4 separate regions of the Mus musculus genome follow, and all the other regions are linked to region 1. The links are chromatin loops, found by intact Hi-C in ENCODE. Cell type or tissue: heart. All regions are shown on one strand. Each heading gives the region's core, and the rest is flanking DNA. Links, peaks and the distances in the headings are about the cores only.

Region 1 (7,891 bases), core at 2,088-4,587:
GGGGAAGAAGGATTCAGGGAGCCAGAGAGGTCAAGGACACCACAAGAAAACCTAGAGTCTAACCTGGGCTAGACCTAGAGTCTAACCTGGGCTCATGGGAGCTCATAAAAACAGACCTGCCAACCAGAGTACAGGACCGGGATGGACTTAGGCCCTCTGCACATAAGTAGCAGCTTTGTCTTCATGTGGGACCCTAACGTGGGAGCGGGGGCTGTCTGTGACGACACTGCCTGCCTTTGGATCCCTTTCCCCTAGCTGGGCTGCCTTGTCCAGCCTCGGTGGGAGAGGATGCACCTAGCCTTGCTTGACGTGCTGGGATTGGCTGATGAGCTTGGAACGCCCCCTCTTCTCTGTGGAGGAGAGGAAGAGTGGAAGGGGGGTGGGGTGGGGGAGGAGTAGGAGGGAGGGACTGGACCAGAGGAGGAGGAAGAAGAATTGATACAGATGTAAAGTGAATAAATAACTTAGTAAAAACAAAGCCAGCCAGGCATAAGCACCGGCCAAGCCCGCACTCCGTCAGCCGGACACTAACCTTGCCGAATGGAGTATCCACATATTTCTCAGTTCTTCCTTCTAAAATTTCGGGATCATCCAAGCCTGTTCCACCAATTATTCCAATCTAGGGGAGAAAGGAGAAGAAAGAAGACGCTCACAGCTGGTCATAGTTCACTTTAAGCAAAGATACCTAACCGTATTTACAGGCCCATTCTCATTCCTGCCAATCCCCAAAGGGCAATGACTCTGAAGATTCCTGAAGAACAAGCCCTTTAATTAAAAAGAATCAAAGCAAAAACCCCCAAACAAAACAATAAAACCCGATGGTCTTTTCTATTTTTTTTTTAAGATTTATTTGTTTATTCCATGCATATGAGTACACCACCATTGCTCTCTTCAGACACACCAGAAGAGGGCACCAGACCCCATTACAGATGGCTGTGAGCCACCATGTGGCTACTGGGAATTGAACTCAGGACCTCTGGAAGAACAGGTGGTGCTCTTAACTGCTGAGCCATCTCTCCAGCCCCTTCCATTCTTGACATAGCCAAAACATAGGCCGCTGTTTCTGACTGCACCACATTTACTCCCAATTAAATCACAAATAAACAGAACGTGACTTTCAGGTTAGAAATCGAGCCCAAAAGTTGTAGAAAGATCTTTCTGATCAAGGTTGCTTCTCTACCACATTTACTATGGAGTAAAGAAAGCTTGATATAAAAACTTAGGCCTATTTCTTTGATAATGCTTTCTTTTTACTATACCATGATATTTTATAAGAAATTTTCTTTGCATGCCACTATAACCACCTGGAAGGGAATGCAGGTTAAAGATGAGTGACATGACAAGCCCATACTAATATATATATATATATATATATATATATACTAAGTCAAAGGCTGTTCATATGTATACATATACAGCAGACAGTATTTCATACATTGTATAATTCAAATATTTATTCAAAGTAATTTTAATTTTGTTTTTGTTTTGTTTTTGAGACAGGGTTTCTCTGTATAGCCCTGGCTGTCCTGGAACTCACTTTGTAGACCAGGCTGGCTGCAAAGGTGTGCGCCACCCCCCCACCCCCCTCCCCGCTAGTAGTTTTAATTTTTTATGTTTAAGCATTTTTTTTTTCAGTTTCCTAAGACTTCCTGGAAATCCATGTTCTTATAAAAAGTGGAGAAAGAAACCTGATCCTGTGAGTTGATCTGGAGTTGGAGGGATGGCTCAACAGTTATGAGCATTTCCAGCAACCACAGTGTCTCACAACCATCTGTACCCCAGCTCTAGGAGGTCCGACACCTTCTTTTGGCTGCTGAAGGCAATGTGCATATATGGTTGCCAGACACATGCAGACAAAACACCAATGCACATAAAATAAAAATAAATGAATCTTTAAAAAAAAATTGAGTTGATCTAACAAAGCCTAAGAAACAAACCAGAACAATTACAAAGATAAACATTAAAGTCTTAACATTAAAAAACTAAGTAACATTATCATTATGAAACTTTATGTTGACTCCCTAAAGAACACAGGACTTAAACAGGTCAACAGCAGGCTACAACATGGGACTTTGGGAGAAAGCTCATAGAAAAAGACCCCAGCACTTTTTACAATGAAAGGGTGTAAACGAATTGTCACTGAATAATATTCTTACAAAGGAAAATAGAAGTTTCTGGCTCAACAGGGTAAAGTTCCAAACTAAAGAATTTATGAGATTTTGCTGTAGGATGGCAGATTTACATTTCCTGGTGGCTAAAACAGTTGACACTGATGCCACCTTGTGGTACATTATTGAAATTACAGCAGATGTATTTTATATCAACTAAAGGGGAAAGACTGACCAGTCAACATATTGGTGATTTCAAATCAACAACAGTTATTTGTTTAATATGCTTAAGGTCAACCAATCTATAAAATCATTCTATTTTACAAAAGCCCAGCACTTCTGCTGGCGTGGCTTCTCCGTTGTATCTTTCACATCTCTGGGCTAACAGACTGTCCAGCCCATGTCCTCACACTGGGCAAAAGAAAGCAACAGAAGAAACAACTATCAGTTGACTCATTGGGAATTTAGCTACTAGGCTTAGAGGCAGGAGGATCAGAAGTTCCAGACTGTCTTTTGATATATAGGGAGCCTGTGGCCAGCTTGAGCTACAAAATATGAAACAAAAGCCAAAATCAAACAAAAAGCAAACAAACAAAAAAAACCTTCAAACTTTTTACTTATGACCGCTTTGCTTAATCATTTCAAGAAGTCCCCTAGGCTACCCCATCTCAGATTCTGAGTCAACACTGACAACACTGACCTTTCAGGCTTGAATACGAAACAGATCTCATTTTGTTTTGGAAGTACTCTCAGAATGCAGCAAGCTAGCACAGTAGGAATGGAAGCAGCAATCGGAACAGGCTAGCTCCTGAAACTCGTCCTCCCTCATCTGCCAGCTCTGCTTCAGTCCAAACCCTCCCAGCGACACGACGGGCCTGCACTAGGGACCTCAGCCCTTAGCGAGGAGTGGGTAGTACTTGGCAGGAAAGCAGACTGACCAAGAAGACCACAGCAGTCTACAAAGCCCACCCGGTCATCCAGCTGGCTCTCACTGTTAATGGAAACCTGTACCCACACCTAAACCTACACCTGCTACAGGAAACCAGACTGGCAACTGAATACTGTACTGCCACACCAGGGAACAAACAGAACCTTGATGGAGGCCTGCAGTGTCAACATGTGGCCCACAGCACCACCTGCTGGCAGCACAAGCAAAGTACAGCTGGATGAAGCTCCCAAGCACTTCACCCCAGGTTAGCGCTGAACCGTATCTGATTTTCACAGATGCTCTCTTCTTACACAGGTCCTATGGCATTATTCCTGCTTTACAAAAAGAGCAGCAACGCCGTTTTCCAGCTTGAGCACCGTGTGCCAACTCCTAACATCCTCTGGGGACTTCCAGGAGCTCAAAGTCTACTAGAAAGGGTCACTGCCCATGATACAGAGACTAACCCTTGGTCGGGGCAAGCTTTTGCTCAAGGTGACGGAACACACTGTAGAGAGGCTCTGGGTAGCTGGGCGAGCATCTACGGCAGTGGTTCTCAACTGTCCAAATGCTGTGACCCTTTAATACAGCCCCTGACTTGTGACCCCCAACCATAAAATGATGTTACTTCATAACCGTAGTTTTGCTACTGTAATAAATCTTAATGTAACTATCTACTATGCAATCCCCAAAGGGGTGGTGACCCACAGGTTGAGAACCGTGATCAAGGACACCACTGAGAAACCCATCAACCACTCTCAGGAGGCAGCAATACCTTATCAGATCCCAAATCCAGGTGACTCTAGAATGCCTAAAAATGGGTTAAAGGGCTGAGACAGAACAGATGGATCAACTCTGTACATCCAGAAAGTCTTCACTACACAAAACAAGGTTTCTGAAAGAGGGACATGTTTAACTGTTAGATTTCCCACCAGTCACCTCAAAAAGAATGCCTGCGACTTTGGACCTTACAGCTACATTCCCTAAAACCAGATACATACCCTATGTACTTCCCCTGGTGCCTCAAAACCAGGACTTCACCTACCTTGCCTGGTCTCAGGAACCATCCTTTTGAGCCCTGTATGCCCTGCCTCCCAGAGGTACTCACAAACACCAAAGATAGAACAGCTGAGATGAACCCATGTAACGAAATGGGTGGCTTTTGAGCATGTCAAGTTCAAGGTGAGGAAAGACAGCTAGGGTGGGATCTAGCCCAATCCCTCTCTGGGATTTCAGTCCTTCAGCTCCAGTTACCACCAACAAATATGGAGGGACTATGTGTATGGTTTTATAGGACCCCATTTATGGTCCTGACTTACGGGGATCAAGAGACCAAATGCTTGCGCCCGAGAGGTCTGTACAAAACCTGCAATACGAACTAGACAGCACATCCCCAAAGTAAATGTGATGGTCTGTATTATGCTTGGCCCTGGGAGCAGCAGTATTGAGAGGTGTGGCCGTGTTACAGTAGGTGTGTCACTGTGGGCGTGTGCTTTATTTAATACCCTAGTCCTAGCTGCCTGGAAGTGAGTATTCTGCTGGCAGCCTTCAAATGAGGATGTAGAACTCTTAGCTCCTCCTGCGCCATGCCTGGCTGGGTGCTACCATGTTCCTGCCTTGATGATAGTGGACTGAACCTTTGAACTTGTAAGCCAGCCCCAATTAAATGTTGTCCTTATAAGAGTTGCTTTGGGGGGCTGGAGAGATGGCTCAGTGGTTAAGAGCACTGACTGCTCTTCCGAAGGTCCTGAGTTCAAATCCCAGCAACCACATGGTGGCTCACAACCACCTGTAATGAGATCTGATGCCCTCTCCTGGTGTGTCTGAAGTCAGCTACAGTGTACTTAAGATATAATAAATAATAAATAAATCTTTAAAAAAAAAAGAGTTGCTTTGGTCTTGGTGTCTGCTCACAGCAGTAAAACCCTAACATAAGCTTTCTCCACAGGGAACGCCTATGGGCCAGACTGTGCCCCAGTCCAAACCTATATACAGATGTTGTGATGCTCACTACTTGAGTGGATTTGGAGTCAGGGTTGAACCTAACGGACACAGATACACCCAGAAGGAAGAGCACAAGGAGCCTGCACATTGAAGCTCCCAGAGAAGAGGCCACCCCCAGCTTAAAGATTCTACAGGGCTGATGGACTGATTAGAACTTCTGGATTGGGGCTGATCCAGAGTCAAATCTTAGGCCACACCCCTGGTTCTCTTGCCCACCCACAACCTATCTAACATCCTAGTTTCCAGGAGGCAAAATCTTCTGGTTTAGCAAACCACCAAGTTGTAGCAACTGGAAGCTAAGGCGTTCATCAGATGGAATCTGAGAGACTTCCTGCTCTGCTGTATGCTGTCTAATCTCAGCTCCCACCAGTGTATTTGAATTTTATCCTGTAACAAAATAAACTTCATGAAACCACTGATAGAACATTTTCTTTGGGGCCACTTGTATCCATGTTCCTGGGATGCAACATACTGATTATTCTCTTTGAGGATTTTTTTTTTTTTTGGTCAAAATATATGGAAACCATGGCTACCCCAAATCCAAACCTCAAGGAGGGTTACCACAGAAGAAACCAACTCTCTTGGCAACCCTCTGGTTATCTGGGACAAGGAGCCTCCAGTACTGTGAGATACTGCCCACTGAGCTCTGCTAAGGCCATCCCAGCAACCTAACACAGTCATAGAAGTCAGAGGAATTAGGAAAGGCTGGAAGATCCAAACAGCCCCCGGGCACCCCGAAGCTGGCACATTTCACAGCTGAAATGGACTATTTGGTTTCTCCGGGGCCTCTTCTTCAAAACTCACTGCACTCCTTTCAAGTCTCCTTTGCTTGTGGAATAAGGGCAGGATGTGGCCTAAGTTCCTTGCTACTCAGCTGATGGATATCAGCAGTCCCTCTCTGCCAAATGTCAGACCCCAAACTGCAGAGGATCTGATAACTGGATTTTATCCAAAGCATGCGTTTTATCCGAAGCTTGTTGGTTGGTTCCAGTGTGTTGCTCTGCTTAAAACACAAATTTGTACAATATGAGCTAGAGGAATATATCAGGCCGCATAACGACCCCTTCCTATGCTAGTCACCTGGCATTCTGTCACTGGGACACAAAATATGTGAGAAAATCAACCCTAAGGAGGAAAGGTTTGGCTCAAAGTTTTACTCTGTGGTCACTTGGACCCTATGGTGAGGCAGAATATCGAGGTGCGGAGGAGAGGAAAGCTGCTCAAATCACAGCGGCAAGGTAGCAAAATGAGGCTACATCTGTAGTTCTGATACGGCTACATCTGTAGTCCCGATACCCAGGCTAGCCGCATGCCTCATGGGACTTAACTTCCAGAGCAAAGCTGACTTCCTATCTGTTCCATCTCCCCACTTCCTAACAGCTGTAACCGTTAGCATTCGGGTTCTCAGGGGATATGCAAGAGGCTCCTCCAAAAAGATGTTGACACCCCAACCTCAGAACCTACAAATATTATTCAGTGTAAATAAATTAAGATGAGATGGGAGACTATCTGGATGGGCCCTCCATGGAACCTTAGGGGTTCTGAGAACAGGAAGTTAAGAGGGAGAAGGGCACGTGTTGATGGAGGGTATAACCGTGGAGCAGGGAGACAACTGCGAATGTCTCTAGAAGCAACGGAGTCAAGCCAATGAGTTCTTCCCAGTTAAGGATCTCGGGACCATCATATACAAATATTTATCTTATCTGTTTGTTTCCTCATTTTCTTTCCCTATGTGGCTCAGACTTTTAATTAGCATGCCGAACGAGCATGGAAATCAAATGGACGTCGTGGTATCAGTTTCCGGTCCATACCCTACCACTCCTAACAACAGACCAAGAAGGAAAAGTGACTTCCTCACGGCAACTCAGGCCCTTATCTCCTCTGTAGACAGAGACACAAATCAGCGGTTCCTACCTCTCCTAACTAGCCAGTCTCTCAGGCAATGGCCTAGGGGTCTTTAACCAAATATGAGGTCACTTTCTCGGGGCACCTGAGAGTATGTATGTACCATGTCGTCTGGCACAGGAGAGAGGAGGTGCTGTTGGCACTTTGTAGGGGAGAGGCTAAGGGTAAACTGTGTGCTGCAAAGCTCAGCGCAATCTGACAGAGCAGTGGCAACCATGCTCAAGGCAGTCCAGAAGAGAGGTTTAAAAGCCATCTTCCAAACCAGGACCCTCTGACTATGAAGTCTACTACTGACCTACAGAGGGACCATATTCCCGCCCTATCCAACTAAACATGATTAACATTATCTTCCTATCCCTCGGTGGAGAAACTAGCCAGGGGCATAACTCGGATCACTGAAGCAGTTCTCCAAACCTCCCTCCCTCTCTGGATGCCAAAGGTTTGCTTTGCCTTCTGCATGATCAAGCACACTGCCAGCCCATGGCTAAACCTGGACAATGTTTCTCTCAAGTCCTCTTGGGCAACGTGCTCCTATGAATTCATGGCCTCTGCCTCCTGCTGTCTCCATTTATCTTCTACCCTTTGACCCTGGACATACTCTGCAGCTCTTCTGCTGCTGTAAGAGAGACCCCCCCTCATCCCCCCTGCTTTAGCGCCCACTTGGAAATGCGTTAGTGGAAGGAATCCTGAACTCAGCCTCCTTACTTCTATTTGGAAAGGACTGCTCAGCACCTCCAGGGGTGGAAGCCAGACACAGGAAGCACCCTTTCCCTCTTGCTACCCTCCCACACGCTATCTCTACTCCGCCTGCAGAACCTCACTACTTCTATGGCTGCCAGCCCAGACTGGCACAAGCGCCATGGCTTCTGGCCAGATGTTGTCCTTTGCCCAGTATAGGCAATTCTGTACAGAGCAGCCAAGGAATCACTTAAAAACATAAATCAGACAC
Region 2 (5,433 bases), core at 42-2,541, 170 kb before region 1:
TATGTTCCTTCGCTTGGTCTCCCCTAGCAGGATTCGGGAGCCAGGCAGCACTTGATCTTTACGTTCAGAGAGGGCTTTAATGACAGGTTCACCCTGTTTAATGACAGGCCCAGCACCACACCCGAGTGTTATTGTTTCATTATTCCTGCATAAATGCTCTTTATTACATATGATAACTAAAAATCAAATACTTGCTGAGGTGGGTTTAAACCAGTAAGAGGGCAAACTAAGATACACAGTACACACTTGGATCTGGACCTTAGGGGCTTTGGGAGGAGGCCTGGTTAGTTATATACTGATTGTCTTTGAACTCACCTCTCAAGTAGGTGAGTACAGGCACACGTCCAGAGATCTTAAATTCTTATCATCTACTTTTGTGTGTGTGATGTTACCTTTCTCTTTAAAAAAAAAAAAAAATTAACTTCAGGATTACAACCAAAGCTCAAGGGGAAAAATGTAAAGACAGGCAAAACAGGATCCTTGGGATGTGTTATTATTCTTCTGGCTGACTAAATAGGAAGACATTGTCAAGTGAAAACTGCTTGGTCTAATGCTAACTGTGAAATACCGCCTAGAGATGAACTAGCCTTGCATGACAGATGTTACAACTTTCAGACAGCTTCAGAAAGTAGAAATTTTTCACTCTAAAGGCTTTCTTTCAGTCAGTCAATTGCAAAAGCGCGATTGATGCCTCCAAAGCGAAACCTGCAGGCCTGAGCTAAATAAAGACCTCTGCTCCGCCTGCTGAGTGCAGAGGCACAACTTTTTCAAAAATAGCCAACCGGCCACGGTAAGTTCCAGACTAGGAAGCTTAAAGTTCTGCGCAGGCGTCTAAGATCTTCCGACTCTCAGATACCACCCCACCCCGCCTATTTGTCTCATGACGTCACCAAGTGTGGGGGAGGGGTTAGAGAGCAGGCGTGGTCTGAGGGGGCGGGGCCGGCGGCGGTGCAGAACGCTGCAGCTCAGTGCCTGCGGGCTCCCTACCCGGCGTGAGTCGTCTGTGCCGGCGGTGCGGTTCCCAGGCGCTAGCGCTCGAGCGTTCCCAGGACGCTCACCGAAGCTACTGGGTCTCCAGAGGGGAGGAGCCGCTCAGAGACCAGGCTGTAGCAATCTCACGGCCGGCGAAGGACCATTTCTGCCACAGACCGGGGACAAGGGCATGTTGGGCGGCAGCAGTGACGCGGGCCTGGCCACCGCCGCGGCGCGGGGGCAAGTGGAGACGGTGCGGCAGCTCCTGGAAGCCGGCGCAGATCCCAACGCCCTGAACCGCTTCGGGAGGCGCCCAATCCAGGTAGCGAGGGTCCCCAGGCCTTACCGGCAGAGGGCGCACGAGCGCGGTGCCCTCCGCGGCTGTGAGTTGTAACTGGGCACCACCTGGGCAGCCCTCTGGTGCTGGCTGTGTGCGGGCCCGACGGGAGGCAGGTTTTGCAAGAGCAAAAATCCTGAAAAACAAAAACGATCGAAACATCCCTCGGCACTAGATTGGTTTTTTTTTTCTTCCTTTTGCGACGCTGGGTCTGGTTCCGTACAAGCTGGGCAAGTGCGCTATCTGGGAGCAATGTCTCCAGCCCCCGAATCTTTGCTGCAAAGGTGGAAAAATATACCAGTATTTATTCTGCCATCTTACAGTCATAGAAAGAAGCCAACACTCAGAGAGCAAATTGTAAAAGGGAGGGTCAGATAGAGAGAAGGACACGATAACGATGAGATTACCGGTTACATGGCCTAGATTGGGGAATCCCACAGAATTGGAGTGCGTGGGGCGAGGGAGTTCACTGTGAACTTGTGAACAACGGTATGAATCCTTTTTTTTTTCTCGTTCCTCATAAACTTAAGGATTTCTCCAACCCAGCACTTAATTCCTTGTATGCGGGCAGTAACAATGTGTAGTTTTTCACTGTTTAACAGGCACAGCCCTCCCAACAGAACACTTGGGTCCTTTCTTTCGGGACGACAAAGAGGTTCCCTAAACATTCATTTAGGGACAAATTGAGATACATTTGTTCAGTGTTTACTAATGCTTTTGTGCTCTCCTGATGATTAATATAGTCGCCGTTTTCACTCACCTCACTGTCCATCTCTGGGACTATGAAAATCAGCACTCCTGTTAATAGTATGGTTTAGGAAAGGTACCATTTCTCTTCAGTTTTTATGAAAAAGGGGTGTTTAACAAAAGAATTTTTTAAAAGTTAAAAAAAAATTGTAAAGTGAGTATAAAGACCGTATAAAAAATTTTATTTATGGCTTTTACTAAAAACTTTTAAATCTTTTTGCCGCTGTAAAAACAGCCCTTACCTCGCCAAAAGAAAGAAAAAGGTTATTGTGTTCCTTGAAGGAAGGAATATTTCTAATGTTAATATAATTTAAAACTGTCACATGATCATTGCCACTGTGTAAATTTCAAAGCACATAGGTCCACCAGAACCAGTGACTGTTTAAGACAGATACCAAAACCTGTTTTATTACTAACTTAAAATGTAGAAGCAAATGTTTGCACAGTGTACAACATACACAAATAGCTGCAATGGGGAGTGCATCTTCAAAACGTTGTTGGTTTTTCTTAATTATGCATTTTTTGATTTTAGGTAAGAGTCAAACTTTTTATACAGAAACAAAATCACCATTAAAATTTTTGTACAATATAAATGAATGTTAATTTCATGTTACAGTGTATGTTCACTGTATATCATACTAGGTTAAAATGTTCTAAGAGGCTTTGTTTCCATAATGTTATATAAGCTTAGGATGTGACAGCTTTCTCCTGATCTCCTATGCACAAATGATCAGACTACATACAGTGTGTGAGCACAGACATTCATGACATTGAAGGAGCAAAACCTTTTTAAAAACTGCCTTGTTTGTTTTCTCAAAACAAACAAACAAATAAACAACCCATTATGTGGTGTCCTCATTTGCTTTCTGTTGCTGTGAGGAACACCAGGAGCAAATGGAGCTTAGAGAGAAAGGGTTTTGACTGGCTTACATTTAATTGCTACAGTGCATTTCTGATGAAGTCAAGGCTGGAACCAAAGCAGAGATCATGGAGAAACACTGCTTACTGGCTTGCTCAAGGCTCAAAGTCAACCATCTTTCTTCCAGGACATGTGGGACATACACCCAGAGTGGACTGGAACCCCCACACATACACATTTGTCATTAACCAAGAAAATGTCCCACAGACCAATCTGGTGGAGGCTTTTTTCAGCTGAGGTTCCTCTTCCCAAATTAGTGTGTCAAACTAACCAGTGAGTATGGTTGGCCAGACCTGGAGGGTTAGAGGGAAACAATATGAAACTTTATATATAAAGCCTGGTTTCTGGTGTTCTGCCTGCAAGACAAGGCAAGGTTGGCACAAACTATGAGAGTAACCAACCAATAATGCCTGACTTAAGGCCCACTCCACAAGATGGAGCTGACATTGCTTGAGTGATCAAGGTCCAGAGACTATAGCTCAGCAAACTAGGGTAAAACCAAATAGTATTGTTCCAAAAAAGGAAAAAAAAAAAAGTACCAATAAAATGACATTCTGCTGTACTTAGACATGTCCGGTCTTGCTCAGCCATCCTCAGAGAAGCTTCCTTCTACAGCAGACATGAACAGATACAGAACCCACAGCCAGACAATATGAGAGACCTTGGAACACTCAGGCTTAAGTGGGTGTCTCCATCACCTCCCTCCCCCACAGGGCTAAGGGAACCCTGCAGAAGAGAAGGTAGAAATAGTGTAAGAGCCAGAGGGGATGGGGGATACCAAGGAAACAAGATCCTCTGAATGATCAAAGCTCTTAACTCAAGAGACTAAGGCGGTCTGCATCTGCACCTACACCTCTAACCTGCACTGGATCCTTTGTGTGTTATATTATGGCTCCCAGTTTAATGTTTTTATAGAACTCCCGAGTGTGTGAAAGAGTGGGTCTCTTGAGTCCGGTACCTTCTCTTGTGCTTTTTTCCCCTCTGTTTTGTTCAATTCCAATGTATTAGTTTTTGTCTTGTCTTATATTGTATGCTATCACTTAGAAGCCAGATTGTTTTGTTTTGGATTTTGGTTTTTGTTTTTTTCGAGACAGGGTTTCTCTGTGTAGCCCTGGCTGTCCTGGAACTCACTTTGTAGACCAGGCTGGTCTCAAACTCAGAAATCCACCTGCCTCTGCCTCCCAAGTGCTGGGATTAAAGGTGTGAGCCACCACGGGCCGGCCAGATTGTTTTCTAACAAGGGAACCGATCCAATCCGATGAGAAGGGAGATGGGGAGGAGCTGGGAATGTAAGGAGGGGATATCGTAAGCAGAATTTATGTGAGGGGAAAGGTCGATTTTCAGGAAAAGGGTAAAATAAAGTATTTTTTATAAAGTTCAGACTAAGCTAATAAATCACTTAACGAAATAAGTCTCTGTTGTCCAACGTTTCATATAAGAAATAAGCCATTTCTCCGCCCTTTCTTATTGCTTCACCTGTGGAGAATAAAATGGAATCTATGCTGAGTTCAGCCTAGGCTATGATGGGTGGGGAATGGATTGAGTAAGCAAAAGAGAAATCAGACACCTGAAGCTTGCAAGCACCCTTGCTGCCTCCCACCCCCACCCCACTAGAAACGTCAGTATCAGTTTTGTAATGTCTGAGGCTCTTTATCTTCTTTTCCCCTCAGGTCATGATGATGGGCAGCGCCCAGGTGGCAGAGCTGCTGCTGCTCCACGGAGCAGAACCCAACTGCGCCGACCCTGCCACCCTTACCAGACCTGTGCACGACGCAGCTCGGGAAGGCTTCCTGGACACGCTTGTCGTGCTGCACCGGGCAGGGGCGCGGCTGGATGTGTGTGACGCCTGGGGCCGCCTGCCGGTAGACTTGGCTGAAGAGCAGGGCCACCGTGACATTGCGAGGTATCTGCACGCTGCCACTGGAGATTGACTGCGGGTTCCCTCCGCCTTCCGCAAGGACTTCTTTCTCCCCAGCCCCATCTAGGAAGACTGCAAGCACGAAGAGGGCCACCAGCGCCCAGCCTGCAGGCCTTCCAAAACTTGAACCCTACCCAGTAAGACAAAGCCAATCAGAAATAACTTCCTACGCATTTTCTGCAGCTGGATCTGGTCCTTGAGCCTCACCTTGAAGCCAAGGGGATCACCAAGGAGATTTAGTATTGTATGAAGTTCCCGGGCCCTCTACCTTTCAGGACGCGGTGTAAAATAGCAAGGGAAATTCTTGGATCTCCACAAGCTGCTGCTGCAGGGGAACTGGAGACAGCTTGACATTTGTTTGACATTTGGGTGGGTGCAGTCAGTACCTTCCCCTGTGAACTGAAAATGCAGATGATCCACAGGCTAAATGGGAAACCTGGAGAGTAGATGAGAGGCACTGAAGTGGTTTTATGTACTGTCATGTGTGGGGATTCACCTGCAAAATGGCATTTATAGAAACTGAGAAGTCACCTCCAGCTC
Region 3 (7,891 bases), core at 2,611-5,110, 140 kb before region 1:
CACAACCTGTAAAATGTCACTGGTTAATACTTTCTATATCACTGACTTTGTTTGCTTCTGGACTTAGGAGCAAACATACAAACCATTTCATTTTCTGGTATTTTGATGTGCAGTCTCTCATTCTGTAACCTGGGGCTCCCAGACATCCTCGGCCCCCTAAGTGCTGGGATGAGCAGTATGTACCACCATGCTTAGGGTGTCTACACATTTTTTTAAGATTTATTTATTATTATATATAAGGACACTGCACTGGAAGAGGACATCAGATTTCATTATGGGTGGTTGTGAGCCACCATGTGGTTGCTGGTATTTGAACCCAGGACCTTCAGAAGAGCAGTCAGTGCTCTTACCCGCTGAGCCATCTCACCGGCCCATGTCTACACATTTTTAACACCCTTAAGTCACTCTTACACAGTGTGAATCTCTATGTCCCAGTGAATATTTACTGATTCAGTGGAAAAATCCAAAACATGAGGCAACATAATAATTGCCAAAGTTCTTATGAGCTCCCAAGTCTCTGCATCTCACAGATTTAACCTGAAATCTCCCATAAATTACGTGTTTCTACTTTGATTTAAAAGCAGAAAAGGAAAGGCTCTGCGCTACCACAGTTTGAACAGCGTGAAGCAGAAGAACGCCCGCCCATTCTTGGTGTTCACACAGCCTGGGATCACATCCGTTTCCTTCCTGGGATCATTTCCTTTGACTTCCTGGGATCATTTCCTTTGACTTCCTGGGATCATTTCCCTTGACTTCCTGGGATCACATCCGTTTCCTTTTACTTCCTGGGATCATTTCCTTTTCCTTCCTGGGATCATTTCCTTTTCCTTCCTGGGATCATTTCCTTTTCCTTCCTGGGATCACATCCGTTTCCTTTGACTTCCTGGGATCATTTCCTTTGACTTCCTGGGATCATTTCCTTTGACTTCCTGGGATCATTTCCTTTGACTTCCTGGGATCATTTCCTTTGACTTCCTGGGATCACATCCGTTTCCTTTGACTTCCTGGGATCATTTCCTTTTCCTTCCTGGGATCATTTCCTTTTCCTTCCTGGGATCGTTTCCTTTGACTTCCTGGGATCATTTCCTTTTCCTTCCTGGGATCGTTTCCTTTGACTTCCTGGGATCATTTCCTTTTCCTTCCTGGGATCGTTTCCTTTGACTTCCTGGGATCATTTCCTTTTCCTTCCTGGGATCGTTTCCTTTGACTTCCTGGGATCATTTCCTTTTCCTTCCTGGGATCGTTTCCTTTGACTTCCTGGGATCATTTCCTTTTCCTTCCTGGGATCATTTCCTTTTCCTTCCTGGGATCATTTCCTTTTCCTTCCTGGGATCATTTCCTTTGACTTCCTGGGATCATTTCCTTTGACTTCCTGGGATCATTTCCTTTTCCTTCCTAGCTGTTGTGGTTTTGGAGCAGCAGGGATTTCTCTGATTCCATTTTATTTATTTATTTATTTTATTTTTTAGCTGTAAGCCCAAGGCAGCAGTTTGCGGTATTTATATAATGACATATAGAAGTAGGTAGAGGATGTCAGACACCCTGCAAACATCCAAGTAGGATACATCTAACAACCAACTCCCTAGCCAAATCTGACATAGATGCCCTATGAAAATTAGTGTAAAGTCACTGCTTTTATAGCTACATCTGCATAGATCCCCTGTATGAAAGCATGTACTACCTGGATAATAATATCTGTATTTTTCTGTAGTAGGAAATCAGTGTAGTTTTTAAAACCAAAAAGTATTGTTATTAATCTATCTTTGATCTCAAACAATTTCAATGACCTAGTATAGTGATTTCTACGGAAAGCCCTGCAATTTACTCAAAGCAGTTTTTAAATATTGTTTTAAAAGTGTGTGTGTGTGTGTGTGTGTGTGTGTGTGTGTGTGTGGTGTTAAAGTCATTTTCAAACCCCTCACAATGTCTTGAATGTGACATTTGAGTCATTTATGGTAACTTATAACTCCTTTGAAGAAGTTATTCAGAATTGAGGTTCCAGACACACAAATGCACAATACACCATTTTTCCTTCCAGTTAACAATCAGAGGGCAACACTTATTTTTAAAGGAAAATCGACTCCATAAGGGACTTTATAAAGGGGTAGACATAAACCAGTATCAGGGATAAACTCTCCGTTCCCCTGTTTAACCTAATTTTCCCAGGGCCATCCTGGAATACGAATTTTCTCTTGAAATACAGTCAAAGAAAAAGTGGTAGGCTACAGAGCAGAGGAAACACTGGACACAGCGACCCACCCCAGAGTCACTTCCCTTAATCTAATGACTAGGTTTTTTCTGAAAGTTATTTTGTTAGAACACAGGAACTTTTGCGACCACAGTGATGCTTTTAGAGGGTTGAATCCTCAAAAAGAAAATTAATCGCAACTAGTAGAAGGGAGATTACTTATTGATTCTTATAACTTCTGCAGGAATACACAGTTATGAGTTAGGGCAAAGAGAAAATTGACTTTTAATATTCTCTATCACTAACATGAGAGAACATGTATGTGTTCCAAAATAATTTTTATTTATTGAAAACCCGCTATATACCTGGATTTTCACAGAATATTCATTACTCTCCAAAATGGCCTTTTCTAGGTGAATTTTATTTTCCTTACAGACCTCAAGAAGTTTACATAATTTACTTAAACCTGAGGAGAGAGAACAAAGCCTCAGAAAATTTACATAGTTTATTTAAACTAAACTCAGCTTGCTTGGTAGCAGCTTCTAATCCCAGCAGTTAAAGAGACAGAAGCAGGGCCAACCTGGGGTATAATATAAGGTGAGACTCTCCTTTCTTTCTCTCTGTCTCTGTCTGTCTCTGTCTCTGTGTGTGTGTGTGTGTGTGTGTGTGTGTGTGTGTGTCTCCTCTCTCTCTCTCTCTCTCTCTCTCTCTCTCTCTCTGTCTCTCTCTCCCTCCCCCTCCCTCCCTCTCCCCCTCCTCTCTCCCTCCCTCTCCCTCCCCCCCCCCCACACATTTGAATTCGTGGAGTTGGTAAATGAGGGGTCAGTTCTCTGTCTGTCTGTAGTTTTGTGTCCACAGGATATGACTGACATTCTCACCACACACATACAAAGTCAAAAATAGCTGTGGCCATATAAAGAATATGGGGAGAGAAAATTATTCAAAATCTGCAGAAAATAATGCCAGGCCTTTAATCCTGGCACCCAGGAGGCAGAAGGGAGACAGAGTTCTGAGTTTATGCTGAGTTCCAGGAGTGGAAGAAAGGGCCATTGCCTTTCTGGTGAGGACTGTCTTTTTAAATCCTCCCTTCTGTCCAGTACTGGTAACTCTGCCCAAAGCGTGTTCTTCTTCCTGCCTCACAAGATTGCAAAGACGTTTTTAACGAACAATTTAAACCGGTGCAACGTTTATGCGCAGCACACCAACTCATTTAAACAAACAACAGCCCCATAAAATAGAAATACTTTATAAGCAGATTGCCCTCCGATGACTTCACCCCGTCACTTTTTTATAGTTGTGTACAGAATCCTAGCACTGATACAGCAACATCAGAAATGTTTCTGCAAATCCTTCGCAAAGATTCGGATTTCATACTGGGCGTGGTACCCTCCAAAATGAGTTGTTTGAGCTAGGGTTGTTGGGATCTCAGCTTGGCGAAGTTGTAGCTCTTTCTTCTGAATAAAAGATGACACAATTTTCTGCTAAGATGTTAAATACCTTAAGTTTCAGTGTAGTGATGAAAATTACCCTCCTTCGTTTTTCTAATACCTGGGTGTTGCACTGGGGAGGAAGGAGAGATTTCGAGAAGGACTAGTTCACTTTCTCAGAAGACACGTGTGCACTTCTTTGCTGTGCGGGTCCAGAAGGAGCCCAGCGTGTCAAAGGGTGACCAGGCATGGGGGAGGGGTGTTAGCGTGGGTAGCAGGCGGGGGCTGTCCGATCCTTTAGCGCTGTTTCAACGCCCAGCTCTCCTCCTGAACCCTGCATCTCTTCTGTAGTCCGGGCTCCATCCCTTTCCCCTCCCCCATCCGGAGGTGGGGGGAACAGCAGTGTTTTCAGGGGTGTTCAATTCATGCTATATTCAGGGCAAATAGCGCCACCTATGGCGGGCTGTGGAGCCAGGTCAGGAGCAGAGTGTGGCTCCCCCCCCCCCCCACACCATCCTCAGAGGAAGGAAGGAGGGACCCACTGGTCACACGACTGGGCGATTGGGCGGGCACTGAATCTCCGCGAGGAAAGCGAACTCGAGGAGAGCCATCTGGAGCAGCATGGAGTCCGCTGCAGACAGACTGGCCAGGGCGGCGGCCCAGGGCCGTGTGCATGACGTGCGGGCACTGCTGGAAGCCGGGGTTTCGCCCAACGCCCCGAACTCTTTCGGTCGTACCCCGATTCAGGTAGGCAAGGAGTGTCCCATCTGCAGTCGGGTAACTTTTGTTCAGGAAGAGATAACATTTCAATTACCATTTGAAATGCATACCCCAGATATTTTTGTTTGTTTGTTTGTTTTTGTTGTTGCTGCTGCCCACCGGAGCCACCCATTAAACTAACTTGTTATAGTGAAACCATTTTGGCATCGAGTTTTCAGTGTCTTATTTTTGAGAAGTCTTGTTTCTCCCATCTACTGTCAGCTGATTAATTCTGGTCTTGCTTTTACCAGATTACTAAGTTTCAGCCTAAAAGGAGTCCTGGCCCTAGAAATGTCTGTAACTATCCTTTCTAACTCTAACAAAGAAAATTCCCGTGAAACAAATGTGCATTCCAGAGCCTGTGCATAATAAGCTGAAGAAAAAGAACATCGGTTTCAACTTGACTAAAAAGGCTGGAAGGTGCCTTCTGAAACTGCAACATAGACTATATTTTACACACTTTAAATCACAGAATAAAAATAAACAAACGAGTTTGGGACCTTGAGATCATTTGCAAGTCAAGCGTGGAAACCTCTTTGATTCTAGACAGGTTGGGTGGTTGTGCGAGATAAATGTGAACCTTTTAAAATAACGTGTCTATAGTTTGCAGTTTAACATTTGCAGTGTTACCAGTTGCTGAGAAGTTTGCCTTTGGAGTCCTAAAATATGTAAGAGAGGACCGTATTCATTGAATACAGAAAAGTTAAGAAAGTTGGGTAGATAGTTTTAACGGGGAAGGAGGAAGTTGGTTTGGTTTCAGAGCCATAACCCATTTGATGTTCAGGCAGAAATGCTGGGGGGGGGGGAGGAGAGGAGAGGAGAGGAGAGGAGAGGAGGAAGAGGAGGAGGAGGAGGAGGAGGAGAGAGGGGAGGGGAGGGGAGGGGAGATAAGCCTAGAAGAGAGAAGAGAAGAGAAGAGAAGAGAAGAGAAGAGAAGAGAAGAGAAGAGAAGAGAAGAGAAGAGAAGAGAAGAGAAGAGGAAAAATAAGCCAGGCTGGTTTTTTTGGGGGTGTTTGTTTGTTTGTTTTTTAATCCCAGAATCAAGAGACAGAGGCAAACTAATCTTTTCAGTTCTAGGTCAGCAGGGATGACATAGAGAAAACCCTGTATAGAAACACCTCCCCCCTAACAAAAGAAGAGTAGAAAGAAAATAACAAAACAAAAAAACCCAAGGTACTTTCTTAAAGGATTTAGTATTCATTTTATTTTTGCTATTTCAACTTTTCCATACCATAAAAGATGTGAGCATTTTTTTTCCTATCACAGGGTTTCCCCTTCTACCTTTATTATTTTTTTATTCTCCCCAACTCCCTCCCCAACCCTTCTACTTTCCCTCCCAGGTCCCTCCCTCCCTCCCCACTTGTGATTGCTTTCTTCAGATGTGAGCAATTTTTAAAACCAATTTTATGAGCAAGATGGAGGTCTTCAACACACAGTATTGTTACTTTCTCTTTTCTGTAGTTCCTTTACAGTTTTGCTGAAACCTAAGTTAGTTTTACTTTCTTCGGAGAATGATTCAGCAATACTAGTGCAATTATATTATCTTCATTATTTTATATGTGTATATATATATGAGAGAGAGAGAAATTCATCTTAGAAATCACACATAATTCTGAGTGCCTACGTCCACTGCCTTCCCTCTCTTCTCTGCCTCCATCAGCACTGAATAAGAGATGTCTGAAGTTATAAAACCATCTGTGGCCAACAAAACCGTGTTGGATGAGCTGATGACACTCCAGCCCCTCTACCACACACACACACACACACACACACACACACACACACACACACACACACACACACGGAACACATGGGAGGAGAAGGGAGGGAGGGAGGGATGATGGACTTTTGAGGAGTTGAGAGAGCACAGAACCGCAAAGTGATTAGATCTTCCTCTTAGAAGCCAGAAGTTCCTGAAGGTTTATCAAGGTCCACTCTTCAGGCTTGTTCTAGTGGCAAACTTCTTGGCTTTCCATGTGGATTGTTTTTTGTTTCTTTTTTTGTTTGTTTGGTTTTTTTGGCAATGTGTGCAAGACTGTTGTTGCTAATACGGTTCTTGAGAAGACTCCTGAGGCTAAAACTTTCAACAGGAGAGGAGGAGGAGATGGCAGCTGAAGCGGTGGGTAAACAGAAGCAGGGACCTGAGGAGAAGGAAGTGTGCCTGAGATTGTAGCACTAGGAGCAAGACTTGTTCCTGAGGCAAGTTGCCAGGGTGGTTGTTATTATTCATACAGGAGACACAGGTAGCAGGGCATCAATTACATTAGTGTAACATTGTCCTTAACTTCCTATAGTCTGAGTGCAGATTCCAAACCTATGCTCAAGTTTATTCCAGTATCAGCAAAAGTTTCTTTATTCTTAGCCCTAGATAAAATTAGTTCAAAAACCGTGGGTTCTCTGTACAAAGTGGTATTGGGGGTTTTCTTGTTTTCTCTAAGGCAAATTTTGCCTAGTTTATTGTCCAGTTAACTTTACAGAGCTTAAAATAAATTCTTTTATTGTACCGATTTATTTATTTAGTTGGGGGGGGGGCTGTGTGTGGAGGTCAGAGGACAACTTATGGGATGTAGTTCCGTCTTTTCACCATATGAATCTGGAAAATGGACAGTGTCAGACTTGACAGCAAAGCCTGTTTGTTACCTGCAGAGCCATCTTGCATACCCTAAAGAGCCTTTCAAAGTTACCATTGTAAGTAAAACAACTTGGGGAAAGTGTCATGTGACAGTTACTACAATATGACTTTTATTCATGTTTTGAAACTGCAAGCAGGTGATCTGACTTTAACACTCCCATTGGTATTGGGAGTTTGACTTCCAGCCTCAAGTCAAGCTTCCAGTTGAGCAGCAGAGCTTCCACTTACATAGTTGTCCTCTTTACTATTCTTTATTATTAGTTTATGACTTGTGTGTAGGTGTTTTACCTGAATGTATATCTTCAGCACATGTATTCGTGATGTCCACCCAAGGCCAAAAGGTGTGAGGTCCCCCAGAACTGGCTTCCCTTACTCATAACAAAATAGTTCTGTGTTTTTGTAATGACTATGGATTGCATTTCAGAATGCCTCTCTGGTAGACGGACGGAGGGAGCTAAGATGGTTGAGCTATGGTTGAGCTCTTCCTTCCCAGGCACAAAGCACGGTGCTGAGTCCACTCCAGTCCTCTATGGGAATGGCTTTGTTTATTATCATTGCTGCTGCTGTTGTTGTTGTTGAGAGAGGGTTTTTCTGTGTAACCTTGGAATCACAGTTACTTGGGAAGAGGATTGTGCTAGGAGGATTGACAGACCAAAGCTAGCCTTCACAATTTAAACTTGAGACTTGTTTTGTGTTCGTTCGTTCTTTTTCTTTCTTTCTTTCTTTCTCTCTTCTTCTTTTTCTTTTTTCTTTTTTTCTTTTTATTTTTTGAGACAGGGTTTCTCTGTGTAGCCCTGGCTGTCCTGGAACTCACTCTGTAGACTTATTACTGTTGTAACAAATGATAAGTTTTCCTTTTATGTAAAATAGTTTTTGTCATATAAC
Region 4 (7,891 bases), core at 3,062-5,561, 150 kb before region 1:
ATTCTATTCTACCTTCAAATATTTAGTATATTTAGACCATGATGGTGTTGGCCCCATTAGTTACTGAAAAGCAACAGATATGTATGAATATACATATATATCATATTTTTCATACATGAGCTTTAAGACAAGATTTGTTGATTCAAATTTTATATAAAATAAATATATACGACCATCTAACATATAAGTTCCTATACTTCTGGAAAGCAACTTCAAAACACTGAAAAGAATTAAACTATTTTTAATATCCAAAGTTAGCAGTTTACTCAAAATATTTAAGTATCAATCCAGAAACTAACTATATTTTATATATATGTGTGTGTGTGTGTTTACATATATACTTATATATAAACACATATAATATATATTTATTATATATCTATATTGCATATATATACTATATATATGTGTGTGTGTGAATGTGTATAATTGTAAACATACCTACCTCAACACATTTAAAATACAAGTAGGATCACACTCATAGTACCGACTCCCTCCTGCTAGCACAAGCTCTCTGACAGCCCCCCAACCCCCCTCCCCACCCACATATACAGATGCACTTCCATTTTCACAGCTTCACAGTTTTGTATTTGTGGCTGAGTCCTGATTTGGTGGATGGGTCATGGTTTTTAGAAAACAAAAAGTCACTAATACATCAAGTTTCAGGTCTATTCCCTTTTCTTTTGCTACTGTATACTATCATAAAGAACCTTTTCTTCACATTTCCATGATCCAGAGAGAAATAAATTGAAGTGAAATTTCTGCAGCAAAAGGAGCAGCTTTATCTATATATGTGTGTACAAAGAGAATTGTGCAAAGAAAAGTCTTAGCTCACAAGTTTTCTTTATACACATATACTTTCCCATGCTTACAGATATGTATGTATATACTTAGAAAACACATTTTTCATACATGAGCTTTACGACTAGACTTGTTGATTCGAAACTTATATAAAATATATAAACATACACGACCATTTAACATGCGGTTTCCTATACTTCCATATGCTGTCTGTAAGTATAATATGTATGGATATATATTTTCACATATTTCTGTATTTCTGGATACTTACTTGAATTACAAGGATGAAACACCGGAATCTAAGGATACCATTGTAAAGCATTTCCAAAATACCTGCAGTGAGTTCTAATAGCATCCAGAAAGACTGCACCCGCCCGGACAACACTGTCACCCTTTCTCTCTCACTTACAGCTACATACCATTGTTTCTGCTTACATTATCTTACTGCCATTATATTTTCAGTTACTCTTTGGCCATTTGTATATAACGTATTTTATATGCTTTGCAGATCTTTTTGCATCTCAAATCTCCATCTTTGGGTGGGGGTAGTTAAAAGCATAATAAGAAAGATTTTACAGCTTTGGGTGGTTTTGTTTTTTATTCTTTGGTGTGAGTATACATGTATGCAAGTTCATGTGTAAGGGCCCACATGGGGAGATCAGAGAACAGCCCTTAAGGTTGGTTGTCTTTTACCTTATTTGCTGATCTGTATGTCAAGCTAACAGACCCTCAGGAGATTCTCCTGTCTCCACCTACCAGCCAGCTGTTGAAACTGGGATTATAGAGGCAGACTACTATGGCCCAGTTTGAGCTCTGGGTATTCAAACTTGGGCACTCATGTGTGTATAGTAAGTGCTTTTATCCACCGAATCATCTCAGCCCTTGTTGTGGATGTTTTAAAACATGGTCTCCCAGGCTGGCTTCAAATTCATATTCTCCCTGCCTTGGCCTCTATAGTACAGGTATTATAAATACATGCCCAGTTACTCACTGGCCTCTTTTGTTTAACTGAATAAGTTCTAGGAGGAGTGCATGTGTAATCATGTTCCTGTGTATAGATGGATGTGTGAGGGTTAAAGGTGAAGTCGAATGTCAGTCTCCCCCACTTTACATACTGAGGCAGAATTTCTCCCTTGAACCCAACACACTGATTTGACCAGCCCAGCTAGCAACCTTGTTCAGGGAATCTCCTTTCTCCACCTGTATGGCAGTGGGATTACAAGGATCTGAATTCAGTCCCTGTGCTAGTGTGGCAAGTGCTTGATCCACTGAACCATCTCCCCAGCCAGCCCTGTGGTGTCTTCTGTGTCATAGGGATTTGCATCTGGGTCCCTACAATGCAGATTAAAAATCAGTAATAGAAGTTTGCCAATTACAGAGCTGAGATGCGGCTCAGTGATGGGAGTGTTTGCCTGGAACTCTAGTTCTATTTCTAGAACCCCTCAAAAATGGAAAAGGCTCCCCCCCCAACCCACCCAACCCCCGAGCCCCCTGCCCCAGATGAATATCTTCCCTAACACTGTGTGGGGAGGAGAGGAACACTTCCTCTTCTCACTACAGAATGAGTTTGCTAATCCAAAACAGAATACCGTTTTCTTTTATAAAAGATACAAAACTGTCAGTTTTCTAGGCCACTGGAAGACAGCAAAGAGAAGTCCCCGCTGTCAATGATTCTGTTTGCAAAGTGACTCACAGATAACTCACTTTCAATTGTCTCTGGCTCTTTCAGTTGTCTCTGGCTCTTGACAACAGAAAGAGGCCTCAGCACCTGGTGATTCAGTGATCATCGTGGGTGGGGTCTAGCCTGTACCTGGGAAACCAAGCAGAGTTCAAGACTTGAGCTTCTCCACCTGACTTGTCACCTGTAAAATAAGGACAAAAGTCTCGTATTCAAAGGACAACTCTGAAGATAAAATGGGTGCTTTCAGCTTAAGTAAAAACACACATTCATTATCAGTTCATTATTAATTATTTTTGAAGAGCACATAGCCAAAAAGTCACTTAGAAGTCCAACAACCTTCATGATTGTATTTACACAAAGATGAAACTGCGGTTACTTCTCATCCAAAAGACAGAGAATAGACATCAGGCAACAGGGAATGGAACTTAAAAGTCCAAAGCTTCATATTTACATTCCTCAAAGAAGAGCTCTAGTAGCTCTCTTACTCAAATGGCAGCCCTAGGAAGTGGGAAAATGCCTTCTGCCCAGATACCTGGAGGAGCAGCAGCTTTTTGAAGAGGGAGAAAATTCCAGGTAGGGTAGCCCGAAGCCCCAGGGCCACCCACGGTATTTGGGAAATTCAAATTCTCTGTGGAGCTAACCCAAGGTATGCACTGGTTTGTTTTAACCCTACACTGATACTCAGGGAGCCCTCAAAACTCATTTTATTTAACGGATCCATTCTTCGATCCTAGATTTGAAAGGTTCCACTGCAAAGTCACATACTAGAGGGAAAGATGGAAAAGCAGCAGCTGGACCTGCCCTGCGGCTCTCAGTTGCAGCAAGGCCTTTGCTGGGTTAGTTTGGTTATTTCCAGGCCTTGCCATCTTCCTATGTCTAGTACTGGCATTTGGAATCCGCTCTATAAGACCCTGCCAGCTGTCACCCTGCTGTGGATTGCTACTTTACTGCAGCCAGACCACTAGGCCCGCGCTCGTAATGAAAGGCCACCAAGTCTCAGGGCCGCTAATCCAGGTTCCAAAAGCTAGCCTGGGTCCCACGTCATCTTGCACATCTGGGCCACCCAGATCAGCTAGGCTCCCGCCGGTGAACTCAGAACTAGTCCAGACGGATGGCCCTCTGTCCCGTGAGCACTGGACCCCAGGGCAGGCCTGCTACGGGGATCCTGGGCTTGACTTCCCGCTTTCTCAATCTCCGAGCTCCGGACCCGCGCGGAGCTAGGACTGACCAAGCGCGCTCCTTCTGTCCCCGGCCGGCGCTCCGATCAACTCGGCCCTCGGGTCAACCGCTCCTTTTTCTCCTTCCCCCACTTTTCCTGTTTCGCGGGGGCCGGGGTGGAGGCGGAGAAGGAGGCGAGGAGGCAGCGGAGAAGGGGGCAGCCGGGAGGGGGGAGGGGACCGGAGAAGGAGGCGACGCGGGGCGGGGAAAGAGGAAGAGCCGGGGATGCTCGCGCTTAAAACCGAAAATAAACAACGTCCTCGGGCTGCGGCCTCGTGTCTGCCCGACCGCGCGGGGGCCTGGCCGGGACACACTTACCGGTCCGCCGCGGCGTGCAGGCCCTGGTCCCGGGTACACGCAGCGGCTCTTCTCTGCGCGCTGTTCCCAACCGGAGGAGCGCAGCGTACCGCTAAGGGTTCAAAACGCCCGCGCGCGTCCTGATTGGCGGGCCGGCCCATGGCTGGCCTCGCCGATCTTCCTATTTTCTTCTTTTTATAGATGGACTCGGAGCAAGGGAAACCTCGCCGAGGGGCGTCAGGCATAGACGAAAGTTTCGGGACCCGAAAGTTAACCGGAGCGAAAGCCGATCGGCGCAGGAGACGTTGCCGGCCGGCTGCGAAAGGGCGCAGCTACTGCTAGGGGGCGGGCGGTGCGCACGCGTCCCGCGGCGCTGGCTGTCACCGCGATGGGTGGCGAGCGAAGCGAGCGGGATCCGGAGCGTGCCCTGCGCGGGAGGCAGCGGGACCCCGGATGCGGCAGGGCCCGCGCGCGCCTCCCCCTGGGCGCCTCTGGGAAGCTTTCCCGCGCGACTGGGGACCGCGCGCCTTGGGACTCGGGGGCGCGCCTGAGGGCGGAGATGGGCGTGGAGCAAAGATGGGCCGGGGGCGGCGCGTGGGTCTCGAGGTGCCTCAACGCCGAAGGGGCTGGGGGCGGCGCTTCTCACCTCGCTTGTCACAGTGAGGCCGCCGCTGAGGGAGTACAGCAGCGGGAGCATGGGTCGCAGGTTCTTGGTCACTGTGAGGATTCAGCGCGCGGGCCGCCCACTCCAAGAGAGGGTTTTCTTGGTGAAGTTCGTGCGATCCCGGAGACCCAGGACAGCGAGCTGCGCTCTGGCTTTCGTGAACATGTTGTTGAGGCTAGAGAGGATCTTGAGAAGAGGGCCGCACCGGAATCCTGGACCAGGTAGGAAAGGCCCTCCGAAGCTGCACGCACAGGTGCCGTGGCTCCGCGTGCTTCTGTGCATCCGCCCCACGAGGTAGAAGCAGGACGGGCCCCGGTGGGGACTTCAGGTGGGGGAGGGGAGGGGTCGCTTTCCCCCTTCGGCTTAGTTCCCGGGAGATGGAGTACTTTGCACACGGTGAGGCTGAAGGGGTCGGCTTCACGGTCCTCCTCAACCCTGCAAAAAAGGAGAAAAAAAGGGGGGAAAAAAAGAAAAAAAAAAAAGCCTAAGAGTTTTTCTAAACCTGTTTGCTATCTTAGAAATGAGTGGCCCCAACATTTCCTCGTTATGTTAGGAAACTGCAAACACACACACACACACACACACACACACACACACACGACCTTAGGTAAGGTGGTTTGTTTTCCAGAGCACTTTATTTGGCCCTGGGGTGGAGTGGGGGGGGGGGGGAATACCTGCTAAGGGTTTTGTTTTCTAAGGGATTACTTATTTCGCTCCCATCCACCAGGCCCTCAATCCTGCTCTCAGGGGTAGCAAAGGGAGAGAGAGACAGGGAGAGACACAGAAACAGAGACAGACAGCAGGAACAAGAATTGACTTCCTAAAATAGGAAGACAACATATCATGGTTTTAAATATAATCAATAGCTGCTACCCGATAGCAAGCACTAGGATTCTCTAGGATTTCTCGGGCCCATATAGACTTGACTGGCCATAGAGGTGAACCCTTCTTACCGGCTGGCCTAAATTCACTGAAACTTTTTTGTTCAGTGCTTTCTCGGTGCAGGATTACAACTTACACCTGCGGTCCCGGAGGAGTCAGAAGTAGTAATATTTTAAGAATAACAAACCACAATTAACATAGGTTTTAAATGAGGCCTAGTGCGTGAAAAATAGAATCTGTGGTACGTTTTGTACATCTCATGATCTGGAAAACTGAAAGGGAAAAAAAAGTATGTACACACAGCGTGCAAAATATCTTAGAGAATATGGGGATTCTAAAAGTGAACTCCCCACCCCCTGGAAAAGTTTTGTTTTGTTTTGTTTTTTTATCACAATCAATTAACTTTTAGGTGGAAATGTAAAACTATCAACACTCCGCAGGAGGGCTAGAGAAGCTGGTGTAGTGGCCTGGACCATAAAGAAAATGAAAGAGCAGAAAAGGAAAACTCTCAAACTTGTTTGTTTGGTTTTTGTTTGGTTGGTTGCTTTTTCAAGAAAAGAGTTTCTCTATATTGCCCTGGCTGTCCTGGAACTCACTCTGTAGGCCAGGCTGCCCTCAAACTCAAAGATCCACCTCTGCCGGTGTCCCCAGTGCTGGGACTAAAGGGATTTGAATTTGAATTTTTCCAAAAGTTAGTAGAGCGTTTATAAAGGATTTTGTGACTTGATTTCTAGCTTTGATTTTAGTTCATTTAAAAGCATTCACTGGACCCTAGGCGTCCTCCTTAATGGTGATTTTTTTTCTGCACAGCGTAGTTGTGCAGAAAAACACATCGACGCAGAAAACATCTAGCTTTGTGATATGTGCGTTTGAGTTGATAATGCTCAGCTCTATTTTAAAATTTTCTTTTATTACTCTAGTTGATATTTCTCCCTATATAATTATTTTATACAAGTAATTTGGTGCCTGGGGGAAGCTCTAGTTAGGAAGTAGAAATTTTAAGCATACATAAATTGTATATATATATATTGGGGGGGGGGGGTCGAGACAGGGTTTCTCTGTATAGCCTTGGCTGTCCTGGAGCTCACTCTGTAGACCAGGCTGGCCTTGAACTCAGAAATCTGCCTGCCTCTACCTCCCGAGTGCTGGGATTAAAGGCGTGCACTACCACGCCTGGGCAAATTGTATATTTTTAGGAATATGAAACACAATATCATGGCTCCTTAGAGTTACAGAAAGGGCTGGAACTACATTCCTAACATGTGCAAAGTCCTGGATCCTCTCCCCAAGAGGCAAAGTTGGATAGGGTAGCACTTCCTTGAAATTCCAGCACTGGGGGTGGGGGGGACGACGGACTGGGGACTGGCTGGTACTAGAGACAGGGGATTTGGGGCTCAAGGTAGTCCTTTATTATGTATGGAATTCAAGGTCATCCTGCGCTATTTGAAACAAAATGAAACACCACGCAAAGTTAAAATGTCAACTTATAGCATTAGGAGTTGTAGTGCAGAATGTGCACTGTGCGGAATATACAGAATAATAAAAATGGGTTTATTGAAAGAAACCATTTATGGTCACAAGTAAAAATTACTTTTTAGGACTTATGTGTAAAATTATCTAGAAGTGCTTTCTTTATGTAAAAGGCCCAAGTATCAACAAGTATCTGATAATAGAACATACTGTTTAGATAAAATGTGTGCTAAAATATGTCCACTTCCCCAGCTTTCTACTTGAAACTAAGCACGGAATAGAAATTTTTGAAGTTTTAATCACCAATGGTTTTTTTTATAATTATGTACCTCATGTTTACATATTAACCACGCTTGTATTGACTTATGTGGTGCTAATTATGTTGACTCAGGTTGTTGAGCTGCACATTTTAGACATTCTTTACACAAATTATTGATGCATCTATATAAAATGTCATTATTTCAACGTTTTTATAAGTTTCTGTGGATGCTTTCATTAGAACTTTTTATCCCTAGATAACTGAAAATATATATGATAAAATTCTGTGAGGGAGTTAGTCGTCAATAGTAGTAAGCAAATGGCGCTGGGTGCATTCTCCCGTACCAATACACATTTCTGTTTAACATCACAAGGTCTCCTCTGCCAAATAACTACTCCTGTATCCATCGTTCTTAGGAGCTCTCTGCAGCAGCTGCTCTTCTTCCTCTCCCTCCCATAGACTGCCGAGCCTTGCAGTTAACACAAACCAGTATTTCAATACGTACCTGATCCTGCTGTATTCTGCATAAAAAACAACTGCCCTCTCTTCTGAGTTTTAAGACATCATTGTCATCCTAGCCTAGAAAGGGGATAGCCTGGGTCTCTAATATTTTACAGGT

Evidence for each region. A loop is a pair of places that touch in the nucleus more often than their neighbours do. Peaks named below come from ENCODE experiments on the same cell type or tissue, not always from the same donor. Only the 100,000 strongest peaks of a DNase experiment are listed, where the experiment ranks them.
Region 2: a loop joins it to region 1, with 8 times the contacts of the local background. A loop is called at or near these places in 4 of 42 quality-filtered maps.
Region 3: a loop joins it to region 1, with 3.0 times the contacts of the local background. A loop is called at or near these places in 11 of 42 quality-filtered maps.
Region 4: it touches region 1 in a loop (3-fold over the local background); 10 of 42 quality-filtered maps call a loop at or near these places.

What each region holds. Positions count from the first base shown.
Region 1 is chr4:89,140,917-89,148,807 of GRCm38, reverse strand. Mtap (methylthioadenosine phosphorylase) reads right to left here. Exons shown (of 8, transcript NM_024433.2): 2 at 533-619. Among named protein-coding and RNA genes, the nearest start is that of Mtap, 7.5 kb to the right of the region's middle. In heart, for the core only: CTCF peaks have their summits at 2,286 (motif pointing left) and 3,254 (motif pointing left); a DNase peak (open chromatin) is centred at 3,237.
Region 2 is chr4:89,306,527-89,311,959 of GRCm38, reverse strand. Cdkn2b (cyclin dependent kinase inhibitor 2B) reads left to right here and starts at 928. Exons shown (of 2, transcript NM_007670.4): 1 at 928-1,294; 2 at 4,646-5,433. The coding sequence starts at 1,163. The coding sequence ends at 4,906. All of the region lies in intron 2 of Gm12610 (predicted gene 12610), which reads right to left. In heart, for the core only: a CTCF peak has its summit at 1,315 (motif pointing right); DNase peaks (open chromatin) are centred at 899 and 1,309; H3K4me3 peaks cover 1,336 bases; H3K27ac peaks cover 461 bases; H3K27me3 peaks cover 796 bases.
Region 3 is chr4:89,278,457-89,286,347 of GRCm38, reverse strand. It overlaps Cdkn2a (cyclin dependent kinase inhibitor 2A), which reads left to right and starts at 4,156. Exons shown (of 3, transcript NM_001040654.1): 1 at 4,156-4,362. The coding sequence starts at 4,237. In heart, for the core only: a CTCF peak has its summit at 4,060; a DNase peak (open chromatin) is centred at 4,127; H3K4me3 peaks cover 627 bases; H3K27me3 peaks cover 2,448 bases.
Region 4 is chr4:89,291,325-89,299,215 of GRCm38, reverse strand. It overlaps Gm12610 (predicted gene 12610), which reads right to left and starts at 4,036. Exons shown (of 10, transcript NR_132431.1): 1 at 4,019-4,036; 2 at 2,506-2,663. It also overlaps a transcript of Cdkn2a not described here. In heart, for the core only: a CTCF peak has its summit at 4,302; DNase peaks (open chromatin) are centred at 4,155 and 4,915; H3K4me3 peaks cover 1,821 bases; H3K27me3 peaks cover 2,298 bases.